2 separate regions of the Homo sapiens genome follow, and region 1 is linked to region 2. A link is an interaction called in ENCODE POLR2A ChIA-PET data of the cell type or tissue named here. Cell type or tissue: PC-9. All regions are shown on one strand. Links, peaks and the distances in the headings refer to the core of each region. The heading gives the core; the rest is flanking DNA.

The links. Peaks named below come from ENCODE experiments on the same cell type or tissue, not always from the same donor. Only the 100,000 strongest peaks of a DNase experiment are listed, where the experiment ranks them.
Region 1: POLR2A ChIA-PET joins it to region 2 with 6 read pairs; 3 of 35 experiments call an interaction of 5 or more read pairs at or near these places.

The regions. Positions count from the first base shown.
Region 1 is chr9:130,604,331-130,609,330 of GRCh38, forward strand. All of the region lies in intron 2 of FUBP3 (far upstream element binding protein 3), which reads left to right. Among named protein-coding and RNA genes, the nearest start is that of MIR6856, 19 kb to the right of the region's middle. In PC-9, for the core only: no CTCF peak of the experiment used is centred there; a DNase peak (open chromatin) is centred at 3,061.
Region 2 is chr9:130,836,035-130,847,242 of GRCh38, forward strand. The region is part of intron 1 of ABL1 (ABL proto-oncogene 1, non-receptor tyrosine kinase); the gene reads left to right. Among named protein-coding and RNA genes, the nearest start is that of ABL1, 6.4 kb to the left of the region's middle. In PC-9, for the core only: no CTCF peak of the experiment used is centred there; no DNase peak of the experiment used is centred there.

The sequences.
Region 1 (5,000 bases), core at 1-5,000, 230 kb before region 2:
CCAAGGCCAGATAGATACATGATAAGTGACAGAAGGGAGGTTGAACCTGGGTCTCTGTCTCATGTGCCATAATAGTATAGTACTTAAACATGTGGACTTCAGAGTCTGACAGATCAAGGTTTGAATCCCAGCTTTGCTAGTCATTAGCTGTTTGACCTTGGGCAAGTTCCTTAACGTCTCTGAGCCTGTGTTTCCTCATCTGTACAATGGACCTGATGATACCTGCCTCATCAGATTATCATGAGGGTTATATCATGTTATTTTCAAGCTTTAAGAAATACTACTCCCGGGCCTGGCATGGTTGCTCATGCTTGTAATCCCCTTTGGGAGGCCAAGGCAGACAGATCAACGAGGTCAGGAGATTGAAACCATCCTGGCCAACAAGGTGAAACCCCGCCTCTATTAAAATACAAAAAAATTAGCTGGGCATGGTGGTGCGCGCCTTTAGTCCCAGCTACTCGGGAGGCTGAGGCAGGGGAATCACTTGAACCCAGGAGGTGGAGATTGCAGTGAGCCGAGATCGTGCCACTGCACTCCAGCCTGGCGACAGAGCAAGACTCTGTCTCAAACAAAAAAAAAAAAAAAGAAAGAAATACCACTCCCAATGTGAGAAAAACTGTTTCCATCAGAACTAGTTAGTACAGACATATTAAAACACATATGTGACTGAAATGAAAGTTTTATGAAATACATTACCCTTATTATATATGGTACATTCTGTTTTCTATTTCATTTTTATTAATAAAGCTGGTTGTGACCCCCTATATTGATTTCATGACACTGGCGTAAATGAAAGTAAAGCTTAGGGCTATGAATATACTATCATAGAATTCTTTTTCCTCTTAGGCTCTTGAGGAGAAGGTGCAGGGCCCAACACGTCCCTGGAGGCTAGGGTAGGCCCCCTCATCTGTTGCCTTCTGCCTTCCCTGCTAGACTGTAAGCTCCCTGAGGGCAAAGGTGGCTTTGTTGACTGTTGTATCCTCAGGTCCTGTCACAGTGCTCAGCACCTGGAAGGCGCTGACTTGTGAGATGAAGAATGATCAAGAGAGTTAATAGCACAAAATTAAACAGTGATAAGTGTTGAAACCCACAAAATTAAAGGACAGGGGAAGATGAAGGGGTACAGAGTTTGCATGGGCACAGGCCCCTCGCCTGCATGCCACTCTGAGGGCTTGGGTGCAGTGTGATCGCACCTTCCTCTTCAGTAAGATGGGAATGGCAGTGACAGTAGCTGCCTCAAAGGTGGGTTCTTGTAGGACCAAGTGGGTTCACGCAGGTGAGGTGCCCAGGAAAGCACCTAGTGTGGCTGGGGGTGGTGGTCTTTCCACTCACAGAAGCTTACAGTAGACTACAAGTAAGAGTGATGTGATTGGCTGGGCACGGTGGCTCACACCTGTAATCCCAGCACTTTGGGAGGCCAAGGCAGGCGGATCACCTGATGTCAGGAGTTTGAGACCAGCTTGGCCAACATGGTAAAACCCCATCTCTACTAAAAGTACAAAAATTAGCCAGGCATGGCGGCACACACCTGTAATCCTGGCTACTTGGTAGGCTGAAGCAGGAGAATCGCACGAACCCGGGAGGCGGAGGTTGCAGTGAGCCGAGATCGCGCCGCTGCACTCCAGCCTGGGAGACAGAGCGAGACTCTGTCTCAAACAACAACAACAACAAAAAAGAGTGACATTATTGAGATAAACTTGAATTTACTTTCACTTTTTAAAAAATAATTTGCAAAATTAATAAATTATGCTTGCCAAAGGACTTTCAGCTGAACTCAGCATGTCAGTGTTTTGTGGCCCTGGAGCAAGAGTTGCTGCCTAGAACACAGGAAGCCTTTGTAGTGTCCCTGGGGGAAAAGCTTTCTAAAAACGCCCTGAATCCTCACCGCTAAGTGTGTGTTACTGACCTGAGCTGGGGTGTGGAAAGCCATTGGTCAGTCAGAGGAGACTGCAAATCCAAAGAAGAGGCAGAGGAGGGGGGATTGTTTTCAAAATCTAAAAAGGAAGATTTGGGTTATTTGTTTTTACAGTTATAAAAACTGGTATTCCTCTCTCCCCACCCCCCCCCAACAGACTCACTCACCTGCCTCTGGCCAGTGGTTCCGTGTGGGTGCCAGCCCGTGCTGGCTGTGCTGTCGTGAAGGAGGAATTGGCATTTTTGTTCCTTGTGCTGGGGTGGGAGTGGGGGTATAACTATTAAAGCTGATGTGGCCGGGCGCGGTGGCTCACGCCTGTAATCCCAGCACTTTGGGAGGCTAAAGTGGGCGGATCACCTGAGGTCGGGAGTTCGAGACCAGCCTGACCAACATGGAGAAACCCCGTCTCTACTAAAAATACAAAATTAGCCGGGCGTAGTGGCGCATGCCTGTAATCCCAGCTACTCGGGAAGCTGAGGTAGGAGAATCGCTTGAACCCAGGAGGCAGAGGTTGTGGTAAGCCGAGATCACGCCTTTGCACTCCAGCCTGGGCAAGAAGAGCGAGACTCTGTCTCAGGAAAAAAAAAAAGCTGATGTGTATTGCAAAGTTGCATGTATTTCCCAGTGCAGTTTTGTTTCTTTTGGAGGAGAAAAAAAAAATGAAATCTTTTTTTCTTCACTAATAGGGAAAAATGTGTCTGATCACCTTTTTTTGTGTTATTGTTTGTTTGATTGATTGATTTTTAAGATTGTTCTGCTCTGTCACCCAGGCTGGAGTGCAATGACACGATCCCAGCTCCCTGCAACTTCCACCTCCCCGGTTCATTGTGCATCAGCCTCCCGAGTAGCTGGGATTACAGATGTGCACCACCACACCCAGCTAATTTGTGTATTTTTTTTTTTTTTACTAGAGACAGGGTTTTGCCATGTTGGCCAGGCAGGTCTCGAACTCCTGGCCTCAAGTTATCTGCCTGCCTTGGCCTCCCAAAGTGCTGGGATTACAGGCATGAGTGACAGCACCTGACCTGACCTCCTTTTTTTTTTTTTTTAAGATTATTATTAAAATTGGCAGAGTATTACTCTTCAGAAAGAATTTATGATATCGTAGGATGACTCACAGCCCAGGCAGTTCGTATTATATAGTGCACAAGGGAAACGAGAACTACACCTGTATATGCTGGAATTGCTCCAACGGGACCTTTAGAAGCAAGAAGATGCATTGTCAACCAGCACACACCATTAGTGGAAACAGGACTGATTTTACCCAGCATTTTTCCTTTTTTACAGGAAAATGAGTGTAGTTCCATTCAATTGAATATGATAGGTGTTCCCATCTGCCTCCTTAGTGTGACCCCTCCTCATTGCGAAGACTGAGGAGAGGTTCCTGTTCCTGGAGTTGGACATAGAAGTTGGCCATATGAGTACCCAGCGCCCCTGATCTAACTGCTGGTTTTCATTTTTAGGCAGCAAATGGGAATGTTCCGAAGGGAATGAAACTGCAATCACATGTTTCAGCCTTGGGTGGACTCCAGCATTTGCATGGAGGAGGGAGATGATTTATCCTTCCTAAGCATCTGCCAGCTCAGAGTTGACTCTGGACTTGAACCTGATTTCCTCTCAGTGATGCGGCTCTCAGCAGCCCATCTATCTGTGGGATGATAGTGTGAACATTTTCATCTCTGGTCATTATGAGTGCCTCCACCGTGGCTGGCAGGAATGGTGTCATGTGCGTGGCACCTGTAACACATACTTTGCCAACAAAAAGGAATTGCCATTTTTGTGATGAGCACAAAATTTCAAATGGCTTTTGAACAGGAGCCCTCTGAATATTCTTGTGAATCTCAGGAAGTTCTTTATGGTAGCACTGCCCTTTGTTTCTGTGGCTTTTCTGGCTGAGACAGAAATTTCTGAAGATCATCGGCCCTTTGACATCCTTTACCAAACAACGCAGTGGACCAGAACCCACGGTGCGGCCTCATTCCCCCAGCTGAGGAATGCTGAGCACCTCTCCTCTGTGTTCTCATCATTTCAAGACATTTTAGTTCTTCTGGCTTCAGTAGATTCTTTACCCACTAAGAGGGGAATTCTGATAGCAATCAGGGAAGCTGAGCTTGACCCATAAATAGGAACAGCTAACCAAGCTCACAGGTACTCTGTCGTTGACATTCTCCTTTGGTGTGTTTCTTTTCCTCCCCACTGCCCTATGTGGCCAACATACCTCCCTCAGGAATGTCTCAGCCCCAACATTATTCAGGGGCTGAGTCTGTGGTGAGGATTTCTTTCCTGACCTGGTGATTGTCCAGTTTTCATGCAGAATGGGAGTTGTGAACACTACCTGTTCCAAGCAAGAATGTTTGTTATATTCAAACAGATAGGCAAAGAGAAAATTTTAAGAGTCAGTAAAAAACAATTCTCTTATCCCTGAGATAAGCAGATTAATAGTGTCTAGTGTCAATATTTTGGCTGTAGACCATTATCTTGTTATTGATCCAGAAGAAATATGGTATTGACTTAGTAGCTTCGTTTGCTTTTTGCTAGCATTGTTTTGCTTTGCTTTTTCTTCTTTTTAAATGTCACGGTCTGCTTTTTTTCCTTTGTCTCTTTACTGTCCAGTCGGAGAATGACAGCAGTGAGTTTGAGCACAAGCAGAGCAGTTGGCTCCCTGTTCTGATTCAGATGGAGTTCAATTGTCAAACCATTTCATTCTCTGTCCTCAAGTGGGTGTAATCGATCCTTTGCGACTTAGCTCATGTCCTTAGAATAACTTTCCCCAAAGACGTATTTCTGAATGCCCTTTTTAGCATGTTGTAAGGTGCATTTGGTTCTTTGTGATATGTTTAGGATTTGTATTTTTTCATTGTCTGCTGACTGTGTTTCCTGAGCTGCATTTTCCAAAAGAGAAACACTACAGAATCATTTTTGCTGATGGCTGGTGAAGGAGAGACACTCATCAATAGCTGAAAGAGGAGAAACTGGAACAAAAAGTGTAGCTAAAGTGGTTTTGTGGGAATGTGATTACAGAGTTGGTTTTAATAATAAGAGGCTGTTTGGCACCGTTGTCTTTGTGAAATGGGCTTGAAAGGCA
Region 2 (11,208 bases), core at 2,452-7,451:
TCATGTACACAAGGAGCACCACTCTACCATTTATGGATACAGAATTTCAAGTGATCTTTCCATCTCCCCCACCCCCATCTTATCTACAGACCACGAAGAGGTCTTAGGAATTCGCTCTCTTTTCAGGGGAGGGGAGCCCATTTAAGAAGGCGTTTCCAAGGAGTCCCCCAGAGTACTGGGGTGTCATGTTCGTTTCCTTAAGTGAAGCTCAGGGCCAGGAGGGCTTCACTTTTGCGTTCTTTCTACCTACTCTCCTTCTCTAATTACATCTGTTTTATTTTATTTTTCTTTCCTGTTGTAGTCTTTAGTTTTATAAATGGAAAAAAAGTAAATTAAGGGTTATGGGTCTTCACTTTCGTAGCTTCTAGGTGGGTATGAAATTGATCTGATTTGAGACTGGTGCTCCCAGACCATTGCCTTCAGCAGAAAGGCTATCTGTGCTTCAGAGATGGAGTGGCACTTGGACTTCTCTGTTGTTTTCAACTAAGAATATAAGAGTAAAAATGTGGCCGGGCGCGGTGGCTCAAGCCTGTAATCCCAACACTTTGGGAGGCCGAGACGGGTGGATTATTTGAGGTCAGGATTTCGAGACCAGCCTGGCCAACATGGTGAAACCCTATTTCTACTAAAAATACAAAAAATTAGCCGGGCGTGGTGGTACACGCCTGTAATCCCAGCTACTCGGGAGGCTGAGGCAGGAGAATTGCTTGAACCCGGCAGGGGGAGGTTGCAGTGAGCCAAGATCGCGCCACTGCACTCCAGCCTGGGCGACACAGCAAGACTCGGTCTCAAAAAAAAAAAAAAAAAAAAAAGAGTAGAAAGAAATGTGAAGCTCACTTTAGATCAAGTAGGATTTCTGCTAGAATGCCATGTTTTTCTTTTTAAAAAAGCAGGAGAAATAAACAGGCCTCATTTATTTTCTAACCTATTTTTCTTTCCTTAACCTCTGACTCTACCCTGAAGGCCTGCTTGGAGTCACATATGCAGATCGCACTAGTGATGTGGGTGAAACCTGTTTGCCCTTCTTGCCACAGTTTGTGTACCTCACTCCTCTTCTGTCTCTGGGATTCCAGGGGGCTGAATGGCCCAGAGAAGGCTCATCTAGGTGGAGTGGGCTCACAGAGCCTAGCATTTGGAGGGTGGAGATTGTTTATTTGTCCCTAAAAGTTGATGTCTGAGCATTCCAAATCATCTTCAATTAATACATCGCTTATTTTTTCCAAGTTGCTCAAAATTCTGAGCACATTCTCATTTACATCTGTATCGAGTTAGTGTTAGGCATCATCATCTCCACTTTGCAGATGGGTGCCTAAGGCGGGGATGAATGGACTTTTGTAAGTGCAGAGCTGGAGCAAAGTTTAGGTCACAGCTTTGCCAAGTCATTGTTTTGTTTTCCTGGGAGTAAACCGGAGATTTAGTATGGACCTGGCTGGTTTAATTATTGTTTTGGGAAAAAAATCTAAAACTCATTCCAACATGTCTTGAAATGAATTATAATGTTGACTCTAAAGTCTCAAAAAAAAAAAAAAGTTCTAGTACAGCAGACTGCCTTGGGTTAAACCTTCTTCTAGGAAGGTGTCACTCTAGGAATTCTTTCTTACTGAGTTTTCTTCTTTTCGTTGTTATAGTTAATTAGAGAAAGTAAATGGAATTATCATTTTGTAGTTGGTAGACTTTAACAAGCCTCAGCGATAGTCTTTTAAAGACTGGAAGTGCTATTTGTCTTTTGGGAAAAATAGTTCCTAACATCTGGATGAGTAATCCAGGCTTTCCACTTTCACTGACAGCCTAAATCAGTCAATCAGTGTCGATCAGTCAGTCAGTGTTTATTGACGCCCACTCAGGGTCCCAGGCATTCCCTGTCAGGGAGAGAATTGAATGAGATCAAGTTTTTCATTGTTCTATCAAAGAAGCTTCCACCATAAATGTGGTTTGATGGTGCATGCTACCTGCTACTCAGCCTAGCTGTCAAAGCAACACTGGTAAACATAAAGATGGCTAGCAATTATTAAATGCTTACTATGTGCCAAATACTGTTTTATTACTCTATGTGATCTGATATAGTTATATTTCATGATAGCACTATGATTATTTCCATTTTATAGATGAGGAAACTGAGTCACCAAAAGGTTAGGTAACTTGTCTAGGGTCACAGAGCCAGTGAGTGGGGGTACTGGAATTTGAACTCATGCTATCTGGCTTGGGAGAGCCCACTTTTAGCCACTGGATGCTCTACTGATGTCTCTTTTGGAATTCACTGTGATTTTCAAAATGGTATCTCCAGAAACTCCTCCAATTAATCCCTGAAATGTAAGGGTAGTCTCTTTTTCTTTTCTAGAAACCTGATCCTGGCAAAATGATTAGCTTTAACAGTAGGATTAATTTTTTTTAAATGTATATAAAAATACTTGTATGTAAGAAATCCTAAAAGGGTATTTAGTGAAAAGTAATTCCCTCTCCTATTCATTTTCCCCACCTAGAGGCAATCACCCTGGAGTTTTATGTGTGTCCTTCTAGAAATACTGTGTGCACATATAAGCATTTATTATAACATGTGAATTTTGCTCTCCAGCTTTTTGTGAATATGCATGTTTATAGCAGTATCTATTCACCAGGACCGCATTTAGCTTTGCAATATTCGGTCTACTTTGAACACTGAATTTTCTGATTATTTCTTTCCCCTGGAGACGTCAAAGAAAACATGAACACTAGCCTTTTGAATTCAGGGTTTTCTTTTCATTTTATTTTCATTTGTTCATGTGTTTGTATTTACATACATTGTGCCTGAATATTGTACATGTATGTGACAGTTGTGTACTGTAGAATCAAAAACTAATGTCTGTGAACTGAACTCTTCTTGAACTTTTTGTTGTTGTTGTTATTGTTGCTTTTGGAGATAGGGTCTTGCTCTGTCACCCAGGCTGGACTGCAGTGGCACAATCACAGCTCACTGCAGCCTTGAGCTCCTGGTCTCAAGCAACCCTCCCACCTCAGCCTCCCAAGTAGCTGGGGCTGCAGGCATATGCTACCTGACTAATTAAAATTTTTTTTTTTTTTTTGTAGAGACAGGGTCTCACTATTTTTACTAGTTTGCCCGGGCCAAGCCAGTGTTGAACTACTGGCCTCAAGTGATCCTCCCACCTTGGCCTCCCCAAAGTGCATCCCTACAGGCATGAGCCACTGCACTCAGCCTGAACTTTCGAAATTTATTTTAAGGGCCCACTTTTAAATGCTTCTTTTCAGCAGCTAACTTTCCAGCGGATGCTTCATGTGGTGCCAGCCATACAGATACGCTTTTAGAACTTGAGCTTTGGAGAAGCTTATGCTTGCTTTCTGCTCTCTCCTGAGGTCATCAGATACTTCCCTTGTTCAGTAACAAAGAAAGTGAGACTCTTTCTGTTACCTAATAAAAGGCCAGTCTGTCCATTTCATTTTGGGTGCTATTAACATTGTTGACCATTTACAATGTCACAGGCCCTGGCACTGAGCACATCATGTGCAGCCTCACTTAATTTTCACACCAGTGCCCTGAGGTTTCTAGAAAAGAGGAAGGGCCCCAGTTTAGGTGGCAGTACTTTTCAATTTGGAGGCAGGAGATCCCAGTTTTCCTCTGACCTCTCTGAGCTTCCGTGTTTTTACCTCTAAGACAGAGAGACCAATCTCTGTTCAGCCACCTTAGAGGATTGTTTTGAGGGTCTATAAGATGATTGAGGGAAAGCTCTGAAACTGGTAAGAGTTAAATGTATGTTTGTGTTATGTTGATACGAGATTCCTCTGAGATGCTCTTTAGTCCAGGCAGGTTTATGGCTCACACAGCGTTCCTAGGGTCTCATTCTTCTGCACAGGCAGGCAGCTCCCGAGCCAGCCAGTCTGGACCCAAATGCCACCTGTGCTCTTGGCTGGTCTTGCGCATTCACCGAGGCTCACTGTACCTTGGTGTTCCCATTTCTAAAATAAGGCCTGTAGTAATCCCTACCTCACTGAGTTGTTGAGAGACTTCATGTAAATTGTTTAGCAGGGAGCCTGGCACAGAACAAGAGCCTAGCAGAAAAGTAAGCTGTTGTTACTTTAAGCAAATATTTAGCAGCCTAAAATGGTGGCTTTACCAGTTTCTGTAATGGTTGAAGTGATGACAGAATTCAGCCAATCCCACCCATAGTTTTTCTTGCTAATAAAGCAGTTTGTTTCTAAGTGTGTTTTGATGCGTATAATTAATACTTCCTGTCCTTGATTTTTGGCTGAAAAATGTCTTCTCTTCCTCGCACCCTCTGTTATTCCCGTAGTGAATATTTTCATTGTGGAAGAGAAATTCCCATTGGCTCATGGTTGGCATTTTATTTCTCCTGTCCAGAGACAATATTTCCACAGCCTCAAACGTGAAAACTGAAAATCTGGTGCCACTTACCACCTTGTAAAATCAAGTCATTGTAATTGTGCCAGTATAATCATTGATCTGAAATAAAAGCAGAAAATAAATCAATGGGTAGCTTTCTTAAATACATAAGAACTAAAGATCAAATGGGATATTGGAAGACTTTAACTTTTCCTCCATAATGGTGGATCTTAATTAAACACACAGAAGAACAATTTATAAAATAAATTCATAGGTTTGTTTGTTCTTTTTTAGTGTCAATTTTTAAAACTATCTCTTTTTTAATTAAAAAAAATAGAGATGGGTCTCACTATGTCGCCCAGGCTGGTCTCAAACTCCTGGGCTCAAGCAATCCTCCCACCTCAGCCTCCCAAAGTGCTGGGATTACAGGCATGAGCCACTGCACCCAGCCTAAAACTGTCTCAAAAGTAGACAGCATAATGAACTCCCATGTACTTATGATGTGGCTTTAACAATTATCAGCTTATAGTCAGTCTTGTTTTCTTACATAATAAAGTTACAGTTTCAAAGCCATTAGGAAGAATAGCTTGCTAATTATAATTACTTAGTTTTGATAGTGTAACTTTGTCCTCAGATGGGTAGAATCGTTACTCTGGAACAGGGGTGTCCAATCTTGGCTTCCCTGGGCCACATTGGGAGAAAAATTGTCTTGGGCCACACGTAAAACATACTAACGATAGCTGATGAGCTAAACCAACAAAACAAATCCCACAAAAATCTCATTTCTTTTTTTTTTTGAGACAAGAGTCTCACTCTGTCGCCCAGACTGGAGTGCAGTTGCACGATCTCAGCTCACTGCAAGCTCCGCCTCCTGGGTTCACGCCATTCTCCTGCCTCAGCCTCCCTAGTAGAGGGTACTACAGGCGCCCGGGGGTTTCACCATGTTAGCCAGGATGGTCTCCATCTCCTGACCTCGTGATCCGCCCACCTCGGCCTCCCAAAGCCCTGGGATTACAGGCGTGAGCCACTGCACCGGGCCAAAAATCTTATAATGTTTTTAAGAAAGTTTGCAAATTTGTTAGGCCACATTCAAAGCCGTCCTGGGCCATATGCAGCCCGTGGGCCATGGGTTGAACAAGCTTGCTCTAGAAATTGGTTTTCAGGCCGGGCGCGGTGGCTGACGCCTGTAATCCCAGCACTTTGGGAGGCCGAGGCAGGTGGTCACCTGAGGTCAGGAGTTCGAGACCAGCCTGGCCAACATGCTGAAACCCTGTCTCTACTAAAAATATAAAAAATTAGCCAGGCGTAGTGGGGAGTGCCTGTAATCCCAGCTACTCAGGAGGCTAAGGCAGGAGAATTACTTGAACCTGGGAGGCAGAGGTTGCAGTGAGCCGCGATCTCACCATTGTACTCCAGCCTGGGCAACGAGCAAAAACTCCAGCTCAAAAAAAAAAGTTGGTTTTCAAATCCTTCTTTCTTTACCATGTTACACCATAAATATTTTTGTTATATTGCGTGTGTTGAGTACTGGTGATAGGGAAGACAGAGAGAAATAGGTGGGAAGGAGATAGAGAGAGAGAGAGGGAGGGAGGAAGGGGAGACATAAGGGGGAAATCTATAGAGACAGAGACTGAGAGACAAATACAAAAAGGTTGAGACAGGAAAGGGAAAAAAAAACAAGCTGGGAGGGAAGGAAGACTGAGAGAAGGGAGACAAAGAGGAATAGGATGGCCAGTGGGGCTGGGGTGGGTGGGTACAGAGAGAGAATGAGTGAGAGCAAGAGAAGCGCAGGAGACAGATGATGGACAGGCAGCTGATGTATGGATGGGTAGCTGGAGAGAGAGGCCATCAGTAACTTCACATCTCTCTGTTTCCATTTCCTGCCCTCAAATGCCTTCATAATAGAGTCTACGTAATAAGGTTATAGGGATTCAGTGCAGATGAAGTGCTGGCACTTGATACGGGATCAGTAAGTATTAGCTATTATTCTATCACATTAAGTTGCATAAACTTTAACCTCATTACTCTTAAATTCTCTATAGAAACCTAGTCTTTATCTGTCTTACAAGCCCTCAAATTTAGCTAATAGCGTTGTTCATTGAATACCTTAAAATTGTATTTAAAGACAGGCCGTGAATACAATTAGGCATTGCTTTTTGAAGCCAAAATACCATGAGGGTGGGGAGGGTCATGTTCATTTACCCAGATCAGCAATAAAAATACTAATGGCTAACAAGGCTTTCTGGGGAAATTGCCTGTCATTGGGTAGCCCAGTGCCTCTGGTGTCAGCTGACCCCGGAGTCCATGAAGACATGTTAAAAGAAGAGGAAATGTGAATGCTTTCAAACCAGCCATGGCTGGCAGCAGAAGGGGAGGCCTTTCAGTCTGTTGCAAATGGCCTGTGACAATAAAAATGCCTTTGTGGGTATTAGCAGGCTGACTGTGGACAGTCTGGATCTGCGGCCACTGCAGGGATTCCTGGAACCTGTTGGGAAGGTGTCCGGCGAGCTCACTGTGGTGTCTGTTAGGAATCTGGAGCAAATCCTATTTCTTTTGAAAGCACAGAGAACTGTGTTTTTACATTATACCTTTAGGATTTTGGCCATGGTTTATATTTCAGTCAAAACAAATCATTATGTTCCCTAGGCTTTTATATAGGTTTTCCTGGTCAGGTTGCATTTGTTTTTCAACTTTACTATCTGTCATTATTGCTGCTCTTATTACAGGTTAACAGATTATTAAACTGCACTTTTCAGTACCTTGTAGCTAAAGACAGACAAGTGCAGGGTGTTCCACATCTGAGTTCACCCAGCAGTGCTGTGTTGTTGCGTTGCACTGAGCAGGCACAGAAGGCTCTGAGATATGAGAGACTTGGTCTCTACCCCAGAGGAGTTTACATTGTTGTGGTGGCAGAAGAGAAGGCGTGGCATAAGAGAAGACGCGGTTGTTCTGTAGTGAGCATCCCAGTGTCAGGTGCCACAGTTGGCATCCATGCAGAAATTCTCTGCATGCAGGATTCATTGAGCCCTCCCGACAGCCCAACTAGGTTGATGCCATGCCGTTGTTGCCCTGTTGTGCAGTTGAGAAACTGAGGCTCAGAAACAAATGTCTTCAAGACATGCTGGTGCTGAGGTTTGAACAAGGCCTGTCCACCCAGAGCCCATGCTTTTTGTACTGCTGGGGACATGTGAACAGATTGCTTACTGGGTGATAGATGCAGGGTGGTGATAGAGACAGACACCAGGTACCCAAATGGGTTAAAGGAGAAGCATCCTGTTGTGGGCGAGGTGATGGGGAGGAGGAAGGACCGGTTAGAGAAGGTTTATGGGAGATGGGGAGGCCAGGAAGAGCAGAAGAGGCTGGGGAACGAACTCTAGGGAGAGTAAATGGCACTTGTCACAGTGCAGTCAGGAGAGGCAAGCAACAGGAGGCCTGGGGGATCTGAAAGGAGTTTGGAGAGGCTGGAATGGAAAGCAGGAGTAGAGGGCCAGATGCTCCCAGTCTCAACCCTGAAGAGCCTGGCATGCCTGCTTCAGGAGCTCAGACTTTTACTATAGTGGTGGAAGGAATAACAACCCCAGCCATTTTTTGAGGGCCTGTGCATGCCTAGGCCCTCAAAAACATGTCCCATGTTAGCTGCAAACTGCCAGCTACCCTGCAAAGCACATCATGATCCCAGCATTGCCCCCGATGACACTGCCAGTAAGTGGTAGCTGACCATTGGGAGACAGGGCCACCTCCCAAGCCCATGCTCTCTTCTGCCTCTCGGCTGGCAGCCATCTCTAAGGGATTTGAAGCAAGAGAGTGACCTGGTCAGGTCTGCATTTGAGAAAGATGGCCCTGATAGTAGGGAGTGGAGGTGGAATGGCCAAAGGGGGACCCAGCCAAGGGCGTGGTAGAGCATGGAAAGGACAGAAGTGATGAGAGATTGAGGAGGAAAAGTGCCAAGATGCAGGGTGGGAACTGACAGAGGATGACTTCCAGCCTCAGTCCTGATATGGGCGTCAATGGCAGGTGTTCAGAATGGCCTTGAAGATAGTGGCATCTCTATTTATGAGTGTCTTTGTACTCCATTTCCAGTAATTGGAGACTTTTTCACCGTAGATTCTTGGAAGGTGACACAATTTTTTTTTTTTCCTTTTTGGTTGAGGGAGGGGGACAGGGACTGTGTATCTTCAGAAAGGTTAATATTTGAGGCCAAGGCAGGCAGATCACTTGAGGTCAGGAGTTCAAGACCAGCCTGGCCAACATGGTGAAACCCCGTCTTTACTAAAGATATAAAAATTAGCTGGGCATGGTGGTAGGCGCCTGTAATCCTAGCTACTCAGGAGGTTGAGGCAGGAGACTCACTTGAACCCGGGAGGCGGAGGTTGAAGTGAGCCAAGATCGCGCCACCGCACTCCAGCCTGAATGACAAGAGTGAAACTCGGTTTCCCCACCAAACAAAAAAAGAAATACCTAGTTTCTACCAGAGACAGTCACAGGCACTGTACTTCTACTCTGGTTTGTTACCTGTGTTCTTAAAAAAATTAAATGCTACATTTTAGTAAGAGGTTAGTGAAATAAAATTTTAATTTTTCCCATCAGAGGACATGGAGCCCTTGAATTCTATCCCAGACTCCCAGGGTCTTCCAGGTTAACAAGTCCTGCACTAAGGAATTGGCTCAGTAAAACCTCAGCATTCTCACAGGAAGAGCCTAAAAAGGAGACTGGGATAAATTAGTGAGAGGTCCAAATTATGCAATTTTCTTTTAAAATAAATGCAGTTTTATTACTTTCCACTTGTAGCCATTATAGGCAGTAGATTAAATGAGTTTCTAGAGAAACCTCCTTTAAAAATAAAGTTATTTAATTAGTCCAAGGTTTAAATATTTCCCCTGGAATCTTTTACATGACAATGTCTTAGCCAGACAATTTTTAAGAAACAAAATTCTCCATCCTAACTCCTATCCCCATCAACAGTCCAAATCTTAACCTTTCTTTTTTTTTTTTTAGACAGAGTCGAGCTCTGTTGCCCAGGCTGGAGCGTGGTGATGCAATCTTGGCTCACTGCAACCTCCACCTTCCGGGTTCAAGCGAAACCCCTGCCTCAGCCTCCCGAGTAGCTGGGACTGCAGATGTGCACCACCACGCCCAGCTAATTGTTGTATTTTTAGTAGAGACGTGGTTTAGTAGAGACGACCTCCCAAAGTGCTGGGATTACAGGAGTGAGCCACCACACCTGGCCAGAAACCAGGTGTTTGATATCAGGTGACGGTTGTGATCATTGTTCGCACCACTACTTTGAAATGACATAGTTGCCACTGGACCTTGTTATTTAATGTGCGAATAAAGAGACAGTTATTTAAGGCATTAATAAGAGCTATATTACAAGTTTTTAAAAGTCTTTTGAGGACTGTTTCAAAAAGTCTTTTGAGGACTGTTCTCCTTTGCAATCCTCTGTAAATGCACCATTGCATTCCAACCCGGGCAACAAGAGCAAAACTCTATCTAAAAAAAAAAAAATTCATCCACAGGACAGCGCTGGCCTTCCGTTAGACTTTTGCTGTTGAGTCTGTAAGTTTTCAGCAGCTGTGTTTCTCCAAGGAGCGGGGCTACTGCTGGTTCTTTACGTCTTTCCCCCACTGCCCTGCCCCTCCCTGCACCCTAGCAGCTGACACAGTGTTTTGGGATTTGAAGATAACACAAAGGCTGTGTTCAGTTAAACGTATGTCTGTGTGTGTGTGTGTGTGTGTGTGTGTGCTTGTGTGTGTGTGTGTTTTAATAATTTTAACTTCTCTGGGTGAAGGTGTAAATTACAAAATAAAGGACCATGTAGAAATAGATAAAATGACTTTCATCAAGCTCAAAATGTGGGAAATAATACTTTTCCTCTAAGCTCATATTTTGAAAAGTTGTTTGAGACTGTTATAAAATAACTTGAGAATAGTCTGAGCATGATCTCATCCGCTGGAACGGAGTATGAAATAAAACACGAAGCCTCTTTTTAGAAGGATCTGTTTTATAGATTTTTAAATTACAGAGATTCCTTGAACTGGAGGATAATAGCGAAGGACCCACAAAGGAAATATGAATAAAGCAGCACAAGTTTAAATAATTGAATGTGAGCAAAATTAAAGGGAACGTTTGTCACGTCTGACATGCTCCATCCTCCTGTCCCCCCCACACTGAACCGTCTCCAAGAACCTTCCGGAGAGCCCACAGTGTGAACAGTAATGAATGCTCCATAGCTGGCCGCCTTGCACTCTAGTGGGAACTATGATGTTGGGCACAAGTGCCAGCAGGAAGGTGGGAAGCTTCCCGGGGATGTTTTTCCTGGAGGTCAAGTCCCCCCTTGGGCTGTGAAGTAGCCGGTACTGGGGTTCATGGGCATTTCCCTTCCCTGACTGTTCGCCAGCGTCTGGCACAGCACCAGCAGCCCCTGGAAGTCTAGGCCAGATATGCCATGTCCGAGAATCTTTTGTAAACATTTTTCATCAGTGACTCACAGCTTTGAGAAAGGATTATTTTTATATAAAACGATCTTTCAATTTTACTTTAAAGACCCAAACCATTTTCTTAGAATACTGTCTAAACAAGTTAATCATGCACAGATCCAGTGAATTCTGTGGCCTGGTTCTTATAAAATTTCCAAATAATTTTATACTGTCATAGACAGAGCCAGAGCTTTTTAGAGGTTTGAGGCATTTTTTAGATGTATTACTGTTCTCGGTGCTCAACTAGCTAATTAGTGATTTTTTCTGAGTTTAGTTGGTGAGTGGAAACCTTTTTGTTAACATTATGACAAAATAACAATATGGTTTTAAGTGGAGTGAGAGGCACTTTTGAAGATCCAGATCTTAGATCCAGATCTTAAATCTGTTTAAAGTATGACT